Regions from separate parts of the Homo sapiens genome. Here all the other regions are linked to region 3. A link is an interaction called in ENCODE POLR2A ChIA-PET data of the cell type or tissue named here. Cell type or tissue: MCF 10A. All regions are shown on one strand. Region 1 overlaps BABAM2 (BRISC and BRCA1 A complex member 2). Region 2 overlaps BABAM2 (BRISC and BRCA1 A complex member 2). Region 3 overlaps BABAM2 (BRISC and BRCA1 A complex member 2).

Region 1 (5,000 bases), 65 kb before region 3:
CTCAGCTCACTGGGTTCAAATGATTCTCCTGCCTCAGCCTCCTGAATAGCTGGGATTACAGGCATGTGCCACCACGCCCGGCTAATTTTTGTATTTTTAGTAGAGATGGCGTTTCACCATGTTGGCCAGGCTGGTCTCAAACTCCTGACCTCAGGTGATCTGCCTGCCTCTGCCTCCCACAGTGCTGGGATTACAGGCGTGAGCCACTGCGCGTGGCCCTTGTGGACATGTTTTAAAACCACACAGGTATTAGGTAGGTAGGCAGAGAGATAGAAAGATAGTTAGATACTCAGATCTATAATAATAGCTCTTGAATGTTATTAATATATTGTCCCTGTCCCTTCTACTTACTTACATCAATTTTATACCACGGTCATACTGAACAGTTAACCTGAACACATCTTATACTTTCTTGATTTTGTGTCTTCCTCAATCTGTAATACTCCACATTACAATTTCTATCTGTTGAAATCTTACCCATCAGATATGGCATTATACAACGGTCACCTCCAGGAAGAGTGCAAGTTTGAGGAAAGGCCCAGAGGTGGATGAGTTTGAATTCTGTTCAAGGACAAACAAGATTGTTGAGTGTGGAATGCCAGATTAAAGGATTTGGATTTCATCAGTACACATTAAAGAGTCATGTCAGGTTTTAAAACAGTCAAGGTACAAAGTGGCACCTTAAGACTTCACTGGGGAAGGCACATGGAGGGAAGGAGCATAGGTTAAAGGAGGCTACTGGAACTAGAAATGAAGTGATCCACAGGTAGCAGTACAAACAGGAAGGAAGGGCAGATGCTGGGAAGAGTTGAAGCTCCTTATGGCAGAATTGGTGTAATTCACCTTTGTATTTTCTTGCTTTATAGCACAGTGCCCTGAACACAGTGTATACTCAGTAAGAATTTTCTTTTTTCCTTTTTTAAAAAAATTTCTTTTTAAAGAAAAAATAATATATGCGTGTATGTAAAATGATTTAATGATAATGTAGATGAGTTCTTACATTATTTGAGTGGACCTCGCTTTTTCTACTTTTTTTTTTAAAGAAACACTGTGATCCACAATTGTAGCAATTAAAATCTTAAATCTAAAAGAAACATAAAAGGGAATATAATGCTAGAGCTCATTCTATTTTTATTCAGTACATATATATTACTTAGTATGATGAGACTACCGTAATAAAGAATAGGAACAGACTTCTGATTATGTAATAGCCTGCAATTATTTTTATGGCTATTGCATTCCAATCTTCTTATGCAATATTTACAACCTACATATGTAGCGAGGGCACAAAATACAAGTTCTAACAATCCTAACCATAAATCAGAATCAAAGCATGCAGTATAACATTTGTGACCTCCCTTGGCTGCTGCAGACAGCCTTTGTTAAGAATACATAAAATACTGAGTTTATAACTCTGTGGTAGATCTGGGATTTTAAGTTATAAAACTTAATCACTCTCTACCCCATAATTAAAGATTCTGTCAAGACAATTTGATATTAGTTTAATTGTGAAGATGGTGAAAAACTCTTATATTCCATTTTGGAAAAATAAAAACACAAAATGTTTTAAATATTGTATGAGTGTAATGAGAATTTCAGCAGATTATAACTACAAAAGATTATGATTCAGCCTGAAAACATAACCTATGGAAAATCATCAACTGTGCAGAATGAGCTCTTCCAGATGACAGATCTTACTAAGAAAACCTGCCAATGAAAGATAGAGAATGCTAGAAGAAAAAGAATCCCGTTGACTTTCAACATATGGCCCCGACACCGACATATCTTATAGTTTTTAGTGAATAGCAACCCAAAATAACTAGGTTGATAAAAACTAAAAAAAATGAGTGCGTGAATTTAAAAAATTCTGCTTTGACTTTTTCTCCGCTTTTATTTCAAAGGGTGTTTTAATGGAAAATAAGTGTGCATGTGTTTGTGTATGAGAGTGTGAAGGGGTACAGCTTAATTACATTTTCACTTTTCAGGATAATGGAGACTCCTGGCAAACTGAATAAAGATAGCTATCCATGTATATTTACATATCAGTGAGAAAAGCTTCTTCATCATCATCTATTAGCCTGTTGGTTCTCTCAGCTACCTCATACCCCTGCATTTGTTCTCTTCCTCTCTTGTTTTCTCCAGGCGTTTTTCTTACATCCCCTTCTTTAGTTAGCCTTTTCAACAACTGCTTAAAATTAAAGGATCCACTGGCAATTATCTGGTTTACTTACTTGGTATTAGGAAATTATACAATATGTTGGAATGTTCTGTGATTGTTACTCATGTATTCATTTTCACTTTCATTCAATAAATATTTGTTGAGTACCTACTACATGCCAAGCACTGCACTAGAGAAATCTATAGTTTACAGGCCATACCCTATCTAATGTACTTCCAGATATCCTTGGAATATAATGGATTAAAGAGTTGCAGAAGTTAAGCTTACAGGTTAAGCCTACTTCTAACACTTCCTTCCCTGAAATGGAACTGTTTCAGATAGGCCTTCTTTCTAGAGAGCTTAGTTCTTCCTAAATTCCATTAAGATTGCCCTGCTACCATGAGAATTGTGGTGCTACTTTCGAGCAGGATTGGCCCAATGGGAAGATTGACTGCCGAGTAAATGCAAGCAGTGGATAAATGCAGACACACAATAATGTCAGTATTCCATTTCTGTTGCTTATTGGTTGCATGCCTTGGCTTCCTCATCTGAAAAAAATAGTGAGGCTGTAACTACATACTTCCAAGAGTATCTGTGAAGGTTAAATGAGTTAATACATGTAACTGGTTAGTTCAGACTACCACAGAGCTCTTGATGAATGTTATTTATTATCATTCTTGTTACTGTGATTGTTATAAAAATTCAAGTATGTTTCTTTTTTGAGATAGGGTCTCGCTCTGTTGCGCAGGCTGGATCACAGAGGTTTAATTCATAGCTCACTGCAGCCTCTAACTGCTGGGCTCAACTGATCCTTCCATCTTAGCTTCCAGAATAGCTGGGACTACAGGCACATGCCACCATGCTAAAAATTCATTCTTAAAGTAACAGGACAAATATTTACTAATTACTGTGATTTATATATCAAATCCAATTTGAGATATTACGTGGAATCAACTTAAAAGAACTAGACCTACTCAGGCACAGTTTCAAATAGCTTCATTAAACCTAACTATAATCAAATTACTTTTTCACTCTAGTCTTCCTTATTGCTCTAAGAAAATCTTTTAATTTGCACAACAGCTTTCTAGTGTCTGTTTCTGCCTGCTTCAGGGTGCTATGAAAACTATCCCCTCTGTTAGGTAACCTGCAAGTTTTTATCTTTGAGCATTCCTACTATAATGCCCCATGCATGTCTCTTTTTCTGTGGATTGAAGCTACTTTGTCATGTCTCACCTCCAATGGCCATACGCTGGCTCTCTTCAAAAATCCTCAGGGAGGTTTTTATTTTATTCAGTAAAGAAAAAAGCCTCATTTCTGACTCTCCTGTCCCCCAGCTCCAGGTAAAGCTTGCTTACTGCTGCAGTCTTTGAAGTACTTTTCTTTTCTTTTTTTTTTTGAGACGGAGTCTCGCTCTGTCACCCAGGCTGGAGTGCAGTGGCGGGATCTCGGCTCACTGCAAGCTCCGCCTCCCGGGTTCACGCCATTCTCCTGCCTCAGCCTCCCAAGTTGAAGTACTTTTCTTATCAATCTTAACTTGTCAACAAGTTGGCTTTGCACTGAAAGACATTTTCAAAAAGAGGTTAAGCATTCCTCTCTTTATATGGACATTTAAAACCTTGAGAACAAAACTATTTAATTTGTAAAGTTCATTGAACTTTACTCTCAAGTAAAGTTACACTCAAGATTTGTGCACTTTAGTTTTTATATACCTTTAGAAAAAAAGGTGTTAAATCACAGTTAAGAGCCTGAGCAAGAGCTCAAGCTCTTAGTGAGATCATAGCACACCACCACTTACTGTGTAACCTTGGCAAGTTACTCAACGCCCCCGCCCCCAGCCTCAGTTTTCTTAATTATTAAATGAGAATAAGATCTGCCCCAAATGTCACCTTATTAGAGAGTTCTTCCTTCTCTCCATGTGCCCCATCCCAATCACAACTTTCTTCCTCCCTCTAAAAGTAGCCACCATTCTGACTGTTAGGAAGAAACCCTCGACATTCTTTGTCTTCATCACCGAGCTGCCCCTCAACTATGGTTGAGTCTTACCCATTGTTTTAAATTCGATGTCTTTTAAGTCTCTTTTCATTTATAGATTCCTCCTCTATTCCTTTCTTTTTCTTATCGTTTTGTTATTATTGTTGTTGAAGAACTCAGGTCATTTACTTGTAGTTTCCCACAGTCTAGATTTTGCTGATTGCAGGCTCATTGTGCAGTTCAGCATGTTCCTGTGTATTTACTGCCAATTGGCAGCTGGATGGAAAGGCTTAATTAGATCTGAGTTCAATTCCTTTGGCAGTGTTATTGGTGGTGATGTGTTCTTTTATCCGAAGGCACATATTGCGTGATTGTCACTTGTTTATTGCGGTGGTAGTAGCTGTTGGTGCATAGTACCTAGATCCATTAATTCACTGGGGGTTGCAAAATGGTGATACTATAATTTTATCATTCTCTTTTCATTTATTAACTGGAATAATTTTGTAAGGAGATGCTTCTCTACTATTTGGTTATCCAGCGTTACAGTTCATATAGGAAAGGCAGGATAAATGCTTCTTCTATTTATTCCGTTTTCAAGATAATGAATTAGCCTGTCATCCTTCCAAGTTGACTATTTATGTATTAAATTAATTTGAACTTATGACTTTAAATATATTTGGGTTTCAACTTACTGCAATTCTTACCCTTATTGAAATTCATTCTCATCTTTGGCCAGCTGTAGCCTCTTCAGGTTAGCTCCTGAATCCTTTTGACATGGCCCTAGTAGTCTTTGATATCTGCTGTGCCAAGATGTTTGAAATTCATTTTGTATATTTCATGACCCAAATCTGAAACTAAACATTTTTTTTAA
Region 2 (5,000 bases), 89 kb after region 3:
TTTATTCTCTCCAGTGTTTGTCTTCAGTCCTTCGCCTGCCTAGGAGGCAGAAGTCACTCAGAATATGCCCAATCTCTGTTTCAAGTCTAGAGTTGGGTTGGTGTGTTTGTTGTTCAGGCAATGAGCATGCCTGCAGCTTAACAGTTTCAGAATGTGATGGGAGCGAACTTAAGGGCTCGCCTTGCTCCAGAGTGACCCTGATCCCAAGTTGGTTCCTAATGAAATGAGGAAACATCCAGAAAAGCAAGTTGTCCTGAGTTAGCCCCAGACTGTATTGAGAAGCAGTCTTGGTCTTGTTGGGAAAGGGAGGTGCTGATGTGAGCCTGGGGCCCCATCGAATGGCCGGAAGCTCTGTGGTGGACCTTACATATTCTCATGCTCAGCACTTGCCGGATGGCCCAGAAGTTGTGAACCCTTCCCTGCCCTCTCCTCTAAGACTCTAAATGCCTACACAGGGTTCTGTGGAAGTGTTATTTTTGGAGAGTACTAGGAATCCTGAGAGTTAAGAGTGTCTTGAACTGAATCCTTACACCAAGAGGCCTAGATTGATGGAGAGCCCAACCAGAGAATTCAAGATAATCTCCTCATGTCGGGGTCCTTAACCTTTATCACATCTCACCGAAGTCCCATTTGCCATACAGGGTAAAACAGTCATAGCTTCCAGAAGTGAAGCTATGAATATTCAACATGTGATTCCACGTGAGTCTGAGCGAAACTACTTTCGGCCCATTGATGCCATGGATGCAGTATTGATACCTTCACATGCTGCAGGGGCAGGAGATAATAGCTATGGGCCAGCCATACAACTTTTCTCATAAGTCATGTTTGCATTCCCCTTTGTGCTATTAATACTGCTCTATTAGTACATGTTTAGTGTTTTGGTTTTGAAGCCTTAAGAAAACAGTAGCAATCCAAATTCTCAAGCAACCAAGAAAGTGGTTTCCAAAAAAGTTATTAGGCCAACCTCAATTATATTTGGCCAATTAAATTGGCATTGTCCTTGTCTACAGTTCCCAGAACCCCTTCTCTTCCTGACTAAATCTTTCCCTTTCTGTTGTGTCTTGTGTCACTGGTTTAAAGAAAGCAAACACATCCATCTTCTGGAGTTATCAGGCGCCTCAGTACAGGTTCCCCTGAGTTCTAGGCAGCCTGGACCATGAGGCACCCTGGCCCTGCTTCCCCGCAGGCCCGCCCCGCACTCTGTCTGGGGAAGTGTGGGCCCTTGTTACTATTGTGGCTGTTTTGAATCATCTATTTTAGAGAATTGGCTAAAAATAGTATTTAAATTAGTGGATATTTTTTAAAAGTAAAAGATGCAGGTAAATAAATTATGTTATTTAGAAATAGATTCCTAGTTTTGCACAGATGGATATTAACAGAACTGAACTCCCACTTCCCTGTTATTAAGTAAACAGGATATTTAGTAAGATCAAATGTTTTTGAAATGATAGCAATCTACTGAATATATCTTATTTTTGTTAAAACACTAACCACACTTATAGCCTCCTCAATTCCCTCTTCCCAGTCTGCTCCAGAAAATGGTTCCTCCTGCTTTCCAGCTGGTTTGGGGAGCACACTGCAGAGGGGGACAGTGCCCCCATCCAGTGTCTGTGTCCTGCTCCCCATGCTCACCTTTGTGGACATTTCCTGGGGCAGTAGCTGGCACCAGGGCCAGGCACCCGGGCTTGGCACCTGAGCTGCATCAGCAGAATGGGGAGGAGAGAGGGTCCTTACAAGCAAGCACCTGCCTACAGCCCCTTAAACTGGCTCTGCCCTTCTTCCCTTCATTGTTCACCGCCTTGACTTGATCGTACTCTCTGCTTATTGGGCAGCTGTGGTGGGAGTGAGAGTAGAGGTCTCCAGAGGGGACAGGAAGATCAATGGGCAACTGGAATGACACCAATAACTCGGCTCTTCAAGGTAGAACTGGGGCCAGGCTGAATGTTGCCAAAATTAGAAGAGCAGCAACTTTACCTATTAACTGAGGTCTTTAACTTCTGAGGATAGAAGATTCCTTCTGTATGGTTGAAACAGCATTTCTCAGGGGTGGGGCAGTCAGGTAGTCTGTCCTTTTAGTCCATATCAGAACCAGCTATGAGCTTTTTTCCTTCTTTTCAAATAACACATTTCTCCACCCTGAGATTCCAATATGCTATGCTAGAACAAGGGTGGGAGAAAAGGTATGTCTCCTCCCACCCCTTCCTCTCTCCCCAAGAGAAATCTCTGAAGGGAGGTCACACTACTTTGGTGTTCAGGGACAGATACACTTCTACTCACTGCTTGTATATGCAACAGATGATGTTGAAGAAGAGGCTATTTCCCACATTAACCAAAGTGGCACATGACTCCATGTGAACCAAACCAAAACAACAAAAATACTTACCTTCAAACAGTTTAATTTACCCAGTTAATCACAAAAGATTAAAAAATTGCTAAATCAGAAATTCTCTACCTGTAACTGATGTTTTCATTGATGATGAATATTAGAAACATTAACTATATCACATACTCCCTGAGGACATAGAGTGGTGACTTGCAAATGTTTTGGTTTGGAATTGTGGCACCTTATTGTTGTCCCTAAATGGTTTACATATTGCACACATTTTTAATTTAAAAACAAGAAACAAAACAACCACTTTAATTTCACGCAAGCCCTTTTGTGATAACTGCAGACATGAGTGTCATAGAGCCAGACCCCTGACTTGCTGCCAGTAAAATGAATGTGTCTTTAAAATTTTTGCAAACAAATTTAGTCTTAACTCTTCTCTGGCTTACTAAATTGTGGGATGCTTCGTACTTCAGTTTGCGGTACTTGAGCTTTAGAAGCGTGCCTGAATGGTGCTCAAGACACTGCTGTGGGCCTCTGCTGACAATGCAAGCTCTCACAAAACTGAACGTTTGGCCCATTTACCATAAAGAAGCAAACAGTCCCCATCCTAAGGACAGGCCTAGCCTAAGGTTAACAGTAAGAGCAACATTTTGTTGCTTCATTTTCCTATTAAGCTCTGGGTTGCTGATTGAAGCAGAATTCCAATGTTTTGACACACCACCACATTGTTAGCACGATAGGGAGGATTTGATTATGGGAGAACAAGTCCAAAAACGGTAAATTGACAAAAAAAAAAAAAAAAAAAAAAATCTGGGGCCCTGTTTCTCAAGGCAGCTTTTGTGGTTGCATTCCTTTATTTGATGTGGTTCTTTCCTTCTCCTGTGCCAAACGGTGCAATGTGGAAAAATGATGAAGTTGCAAAAAAAGGAGAGTGGATAGGGAGTGAACTGTTTAGTAACAAGAGAAAGAAAACAGAGCTTAGGGATCAAAGACAAAAATACCTGTTTCTCCAAGTAGGAAGAAGAAAATTAACTCAGGGGTTCTTTCCTGAAGCCTGGATAAAGGCTGAGCCCTGCTCTCAGCTGGTGCTGCTTAGGCCAACCCGGGCTGATCGCAGTAGAGACAGGGCAGCCACAAGCTGTCTGTAGGTGAGAAGAGCAGCAGCTAGAGAAAGGGCAAGGCTGAGTGCTATGGGTTCCCAAAGACAGTCGGGCTAACAAGGGTGGGCGCCAGGGAGGAAGGATGGAGAGCAAAGGCTGCCTTCAGCATCAGACTGAACACGGTTAACACCAGCCAGCCCTGCAGGCATCAGAATCCAGAGGAGGAAGCATCAGAATCGAAAGGAGGAAGAGGCTTCCATGCAGGAACAGGATTTTATTTATTTACAATTTGAAGGCTGGATAGCTTCTCTATTGTGTGGTTTATGACATTTTCTGAGTGTTAAAATTATCTCTTTTTGCACTGTGAAAAGAGCATATATGATTCATGTTAATATTTCTGAGGATCAGTCACCAACTAACAGCTAGTATTTTGGGTGGGAGGAAGGCTTTTGTAGGCAGCTTTTTCACCTAACATAGAAGTTAAAAAGCACCAGAATATGCCTCAAGCTTCGTTCAAAATCATATAAATAGCTCCCTCTTGCACAGTTACAATCTAGTATGGTTGTGAGAACTCCCACAGTCCACGAGTTGCCTAATGCTCACCTCACCCTTGCCTGAAAAAAGCTAATTCCTGTGGTTTACCTGCTGATGGAATATAGCTTCTAAGAAGTTTGACCAAAGGGCCTCTTTTCATTTTTGCTAATAACCTATTCTAGGGGGGTGGGGTTTGCCTATATTTCTTCCTGGATACTTTTCGTACTTTCAGCATCTGTAGAACTGTCAAATATTTCTATAATCCTAGATCAAGAGTCAGCAAACTAAAACCTCCTGGCCAAATCCAGCCCACAGCTAAGAATGACTTTTACATTTTTTAAATGGTTAGAAAAATATTTAAATAATAATGTTTCATGACTCGTAAAAATTACATGAAACTTGAATTTTAGTATCCATAAACAAAATGTTGTTGGAACACAGCCGTGCTCATTCATTTACATATTATCTGCGGCTGCCTTTGCACTTCAGCAGGAGAGCTAAGTAGCTGCAATACAGGCATTATGGATGCAAAGATGACAATATTTACTACCTGGCCTTTTACTGAAAAAGTTTGCCAATCCCTTTCCAAGACCGTTAAACTCTTCTTTTCCATAATGACTATTTCCATAAAGATATATACATTTATTGGCTTTTAATGTTCATTTAGAAATTTGACTTCCATCTCTTTTTTATATTCATTGGACTTTAATACTACAAATATTTTTTAAGTGTCTAATATGCTTGGCATTATTCTTGCTAAGAATAATGAGGTTATAAAAGTGAACAAAACAGAGGCAGATCCTCATTCTGGAGGAGATTATATTCTAGTGAGGAGTCATGGGGGGAGATGATGAGTGAATACGTGTAGAATGTCTTATGCCACGGAGAAAACGACAACACAGAAGACCAAGTACCAGAGATGGAAGGGGCTTATCTTAAATAGATGGTTCAGGAAGCCTCACTCAGAAGCTGACATTTGAGTAAGACCTGAAGCAGGTGAAGAAGCCCGCCCCGCAAATGGCTGGGAAGAGTTCCAG
Region 3 (5,000 bases):
TTTCGGTTGCTTCCCCTCATATACTGTTTCCTTCAGCCAGACCTGAGCACTTGAAGTTTTCTTACATTGCCAGCACTCTCTTGCCTCTGTGCTTTTGCTAAAGCTGCTCCTTCCATGTACAAGGCCCTTCTCTAACCCCTCTTCCTGTTGAAATACTATACTTTTTCTAAGGCCTTATTCAAATACCATCTCTACCAACCATTTTCCCTGAGGACAATTAGTCTAGCCTTCCCCAGAGCTCTTTGTAACACTGAATTTATATTAATCTTATAATCTATATTTATATTATAATCTACCCATCATAGCTTTAATTGGTGATAAGGATTTTTAAAAATCTTTTGCTGAATTGCAAGCTACTTATTGAGTTGAGGAACAAGTCTTTTTTTTAATGCCGTGCATAAATGCAATACACAGTTATCAATTGCCTAATTGGCAGTCTTCTAGGTGAATAAGTAGTTCTCACCAAAATATTGGAAAATGCCTCACTGAAAGGTCTTATACTTTTCCTGGTTGCTACAAATTCACTTGGTAGAACTACGTTTATAATACCAAAACAAACTACCAAACATTCTTATATCTTTAAGTAGAAGTTTTCAAAATGAGGTTTTAGAGAAAGATTAACATAAAAGAAGTAAACTTGGGGTATGACTTCTATAAGGGCTTAGATATTTGCTAAAGTTATTAATACTTGTGGTTAATTCTTCCAGAGTTCAGAGCATAGAACAGACATGCCATTTCAAGAAGGCTGTAGTCATGGGATAGGTTTTGAGAACTGACTGTGCTAAGCTCTCATTTATTTTCTGTGTTTTATACTATCTTGTCAACTTTGAGCTATCCAAGCATTGATTATCGATTCAGACTTGGAGAGTTCTTTCAGGAGTCATGGGAAAAGCATCCCATGTGGACCCGCCCAAAGCCAACGTCAAACTCTTGCCCTAGCTGAGGCTTGTACTCCTTTTGGTTTCTGCTATGGCTCTTTCTAGGAAGTCCCAAGCCCCATGCAGTGCATTTGACAGGGAGAGGCTCAGGAGAGACCAATAGCCCCATCCACACTGGGTAAAAATTACCAAGAGAAGGCTTGCATTCCCACCATCTCCTCCATGGGCATAGAGAGATATCGTGGGCCTGGGAGGAACCCCATTCCAGTCTGACTGTTCCTCTGTCCCAGCTTGTCCATGCAGGAGGCAAAGATATTATACTCACGTTAACTACTCCCAGCAATTGGAAAAGAAAAGGGCTACTTTTGGGTCTTGTCATCATATGTAGGAAAAAATATTGATTTGTTGTACCCTAAAAAGACTACAAATTAGACAATCCTGACAAAAGAGAACATCAGTCAGATTCATTGGTAGAAGACTCTGAGATGTGTTCTAATTTGATGAAGCTCTGAAATGTGATCCCACTTCTGAAGTCTGTTTGCCCAGGGTCGTGGAATAGTTGTCTGGTGTCCCTGGCAGCCCTGCCGCACGTGGCTGCACGCCCTTACGATGCTTAGATGCATATTGTTTACCGGTCTCCCACTGCGCATTTCTATGACTTGCAGAGTAAATGCTTCTGAGAAGAACTTTGTGTTCTTGCACAAGGGACATTTATGAAATAAACATATTTCTGGCCCTATACATTTGTCTTCCAAGGAACCAAAACCAATCCGTTGAATTAGACACGAGTAAGTTCTGTTAATTAAAAAAAAAAAAAAGTCAATGGTGAGTTATGCAAAAAAAAAAAAAAAAAGCTAGTAGTCAATGATGCAAATTAGATTTTGGTTGAATATTAGAAAAGGGGAAAAAATAGTTTCTAAACCAGTTGCTTTTTTTTCCCCTGGCAGAAAAGCTGTGAGTTTTAAGGTTACATCATCAGAGCTGGCGTGAAACATGCTCTACCTTTCCCTCTTCCCCAGACTGTTGGCAGTTGTTGTAGTGAACCCAAAGGTTAAATGGGCATGAGAGTCTGCATAGCACTCTTCCACGAAAGGTGTGGGCCCTTTTCTTGGCTTGAGCCACTTTGTGGGAGTGGTTTAAAGACAACCAGCTTCCTCATTCCCTGTGCTGTTCCCACTCTGTGCATAAAAAGAGGACTTCAGCCCTGAGGCAGACCAGGTGGCATCTTTCACAAGTACAGAATTTGTTTTTAGAACTTTTTGTTAAGTTACATCTGCCTTGGAAATGAGTACTCAAAACTTCCCAGCCCACGAACGCTCACTATTATTGAGGCCTGTGTACCTGCAATATGCATGTTTGTTCTTTCAGGCAACAGAAACCCAATGAGAATCAACCACATGTGAGGCCCTTTGCTAGGTGCTTCAGAGGCTGTCAGCATAAATGAAATGTGGCTCATCTCCTTAATTTCCTCAAAGTAAGAGGGATCAGAACAAATATGGCAAGTTGTGACTTGTGGATTAATAGAAAAGGCATATTAATACATGGCATCAGAAGCCCCCTGTTCCTTCACTTATTGGCTGGCAATCTTGGCTTAAGTTAACGTTTTTGAGCTTCATTTCATCTTCTGTGAAGAGGAATAAATCTAAGTTTCAGTTTCATCTACTCCAAGTGGGGAGGTAGATGAGAAAGGCCCTACTGTAGTGCTTGGCCCATGGTTGATGCTTAGTTAGTGCTCCTTGAGAAAATACTTATTAAGTGCTATAAGAGTTCAAGAGAGTGGGAGATCACATTTCCATTTGACTTGGTGGAGAAGGAGCTTTGGAAGATTATGGAAAGCCTGGCTTTTCTAGAGATTAAATATGCAATACTGTAACAATAACAGATATGTATTTGTTCAGTACTTTAAAATATTCAAACTGCTTTTCACTTTACCATCCCATCTGATCCTCATGATAGTATGTCTATCATGTGTTTTATAATATAGCTTTTTTCTTCCATAACTTGGAGTTTTTAGATCCTTCCTTGTCTCCTTCACTGCTACTCCTTCCTTTTTTCAACCCATTAAATTATGCTAAATTGTGCTTCCTGTGATAACATCCCTAGACACTTTTGTGGCATTGCCTGTTTGTGGATGACACCCAGATCCCCATTTCTAATCTCAGCATTTCTCCCTGCTTACAGATCTGCTTCTCTAACCACTAGATAGACATGTCTATCTGTGTGTTCAGTTGACACCTCAAATTTAAAGGGCCTGAAACTAAACTCATCATTCCCCCAATAAGCTAATGTTTCTTCTTTACAGCCTGTTTTTATTCATGACACTCTTGTCTTCTTGGTGCCCAGGTGGTACATCTTAAAGGCATTGACCATACCTCATGCCCCTATTAGCCAGCCAGTTGTTTTGGACTAAAAACCCACTCTCCACAATGTCTCTGAGTCTTGTCATGCCTACTATCATTACCTAGTTCAGTCTTCCAGTTGCCATGGGTCCTGAGGGGCTCTTAACTTCTAGTTCCTTCCTATTTCAGTTTATCCATGTGGAACTGTCACTGTCCTTTGAAGTAAATTCCAGTCCTGTAATGTCCTTGCTGAGAAGCTTCAATGCCTCTCTGTTGCCAAGCGAAGTAAATGCACAGCTCTCCATCTGGCATTCAGATTCCGTGTTACAGTCCTGTTCACTTTTCCACCCTAGGCTGGACTCTACGTGTATCCTGTTGTCCAGCCAAGCAGAATTTTGTGATTTCCCGAACACATCTTGTATTTTTTTCACTTCCATACCTTGCTCAGGCTGCTCCTTAGACCAGAACATTGAGTTTATTTACCTCCCCCACAGGGTCCGTTAAAGTCCTGCCCATGTTCTTAGATCTTCTCAATCATCACCTCCTCCATGGAACATTTCCTGACCGCCACTGCCTGCCTCCACAATGGCACCACACTTTTTCCCTGTGTTTATGCCTCCTTTGTCATATTGCCTCCCTGGACTCTAAACTCTTTAAGGCCTGGGCCTCTTTTCCATCAGTTGAGGGCTGGTGAGCCACAGCCCCTCTGGCCAGGCTGGCCCTAGCCAGGCCCCTGCCCAAGCTCAACCACAGTCTCCATTGACAGGTCTGGCTGGAGAGGCAGAAAGCTGTGACACTATGTGCATGTTAAGGCGGTGGGCTTTCACAGTCATTTCTTATTGCTGTGCCTTGTGGCTAGCCAGGAGGATACTTTCCTTTATGGTCGCCTGTTCATGTTTCTGAGAGGTGGAGCCCTGTTTCATAAGAGCGGTTTATCAACTGAATCCTGGAGGTGGAATATGACTTTGATCTTCTGTGACCTATGTGACCTAATATAGTCCTGTTGGCGTCTCCAGCCTCCCCTCCCCTGCCTTTACCCCACAGCGTGCCTGGCAGCAAACATGGTCTCTTGGAATATTTGGATAGCCTGGGATCTACAAGGGCTGGGATAAAGTGAAACTTGGCTAAAGGACCTAGGGAAAGGGTGAGGGGAACTGAAAATTAAAATAATACTACTTAAAATTATGAATGAGTAAGGATATTACATTCGGATAAATTGGATCAAATACGTTTTTTAAAAGCAATAAGCAAGTTAAATATATTGGTATATGTGATTTTATTTACCACCAAATTTGATATCTTAACAGAATGGAAAATTTTTATTTTAGATGCTTAAAATATTTTTAAAACAATGAGAAAAATTGTATAACTAACAGGTATAGATTTTAAAGAAAAAAATTCTTGCCTTGAAAAAAAATCCGTATCAGTCTTCTCAAAAAAGAGACCTTCCAGATCTCTTAGGCTGATTTTGTGTCAGGATTTAAGTAATAGAACGTAATAGTAAACATGGTTTAATTTAGCCTTACTCATGTTTTCTCGAGTCACTGAGATAATCCTATAATAAATATTGTGCTCCTGGAGAGTTTTTTTCTTTAGTCCTTTGATAAATAGATGGTCCTGAGTATGCTAAGACAGCCAGCTCTCAGGAGAAGATATGTATTTGATTTTGGTAGAGAGAGCTGTCTTATCCTCTAGGGACTTGAGATGTTCGTTTTACTAGTCTGGGAGCAGGGCCAAAAGGGTTCTTCATGACTTAGAATGGAATTCTGAAAAGTAAGTTCAG

Evidence for each region. Peaks named below come from ENCODE experiments on the same cell type or tissue, not always from the same donor. Only the 100,000 strongest peaks of a DNase experiment are listed, where the experiment ranks them.
Region 1: POLR2A ChIA-PET joins it to region 3 with 16 read pairs; 3 of 35 experiments call an interaction of 5 or more read pairs at or near these places.
Region 2: POLR2A ChIA-PET joins it to region 3 with 35 read pairs; 2 of 35 experiments call an interaction of 5 or more read pairs at or near these places.

What each region holds. Positions count from the first base shown.
Region 1 is chr2:28,067,014-28,072,013 of GRCh38, forward strand. The region is part of intron 6 of BABAM2 (BRISC and BRCA1 A complex member 2); the gene reads left to right. Among named protein-coding and RNA genes, the nearest start is that of MIR4263, 73 kb to the left of the region's middle. In MCF 10A, no CTCF peak of the experiment used is centred here; no DNase peak of the experiment used is centred here.
Region 2 is chr2:28,221,737-28,226,736 of GRCh38, forward strand. All of the region lies in intron 7 of BABAM2 (BRISC and BRCA1 A complex member 2), which reads left to right. Among named protein-coding and RNA genes, the nearest start is that of BABAM2-AS2, 86 kb to the right of the region's middle. In MCF 10A, no CTCF peak of the experiment used is centred here; a DNase peak (open chromatin) is centred at 3,055.
Region 3 is chr2:28,132,491-28,137,490 of GRCh38, forward strand. The region is part of intron 7 of BABAM2 (BRISC and BRCA1 A complex member 2); the gene reads left to right. Among named protein-coding and RNA genes, the nearest start is that of MIR4263, 140 kb to the left of the region's middle. RefSeq lists a silencer at 2,899-3,099. In MCF 10A, no CTCF peak of the experiment used is centred here; DNase peaks (open chromatin) are centred at 1,961 and 4,951.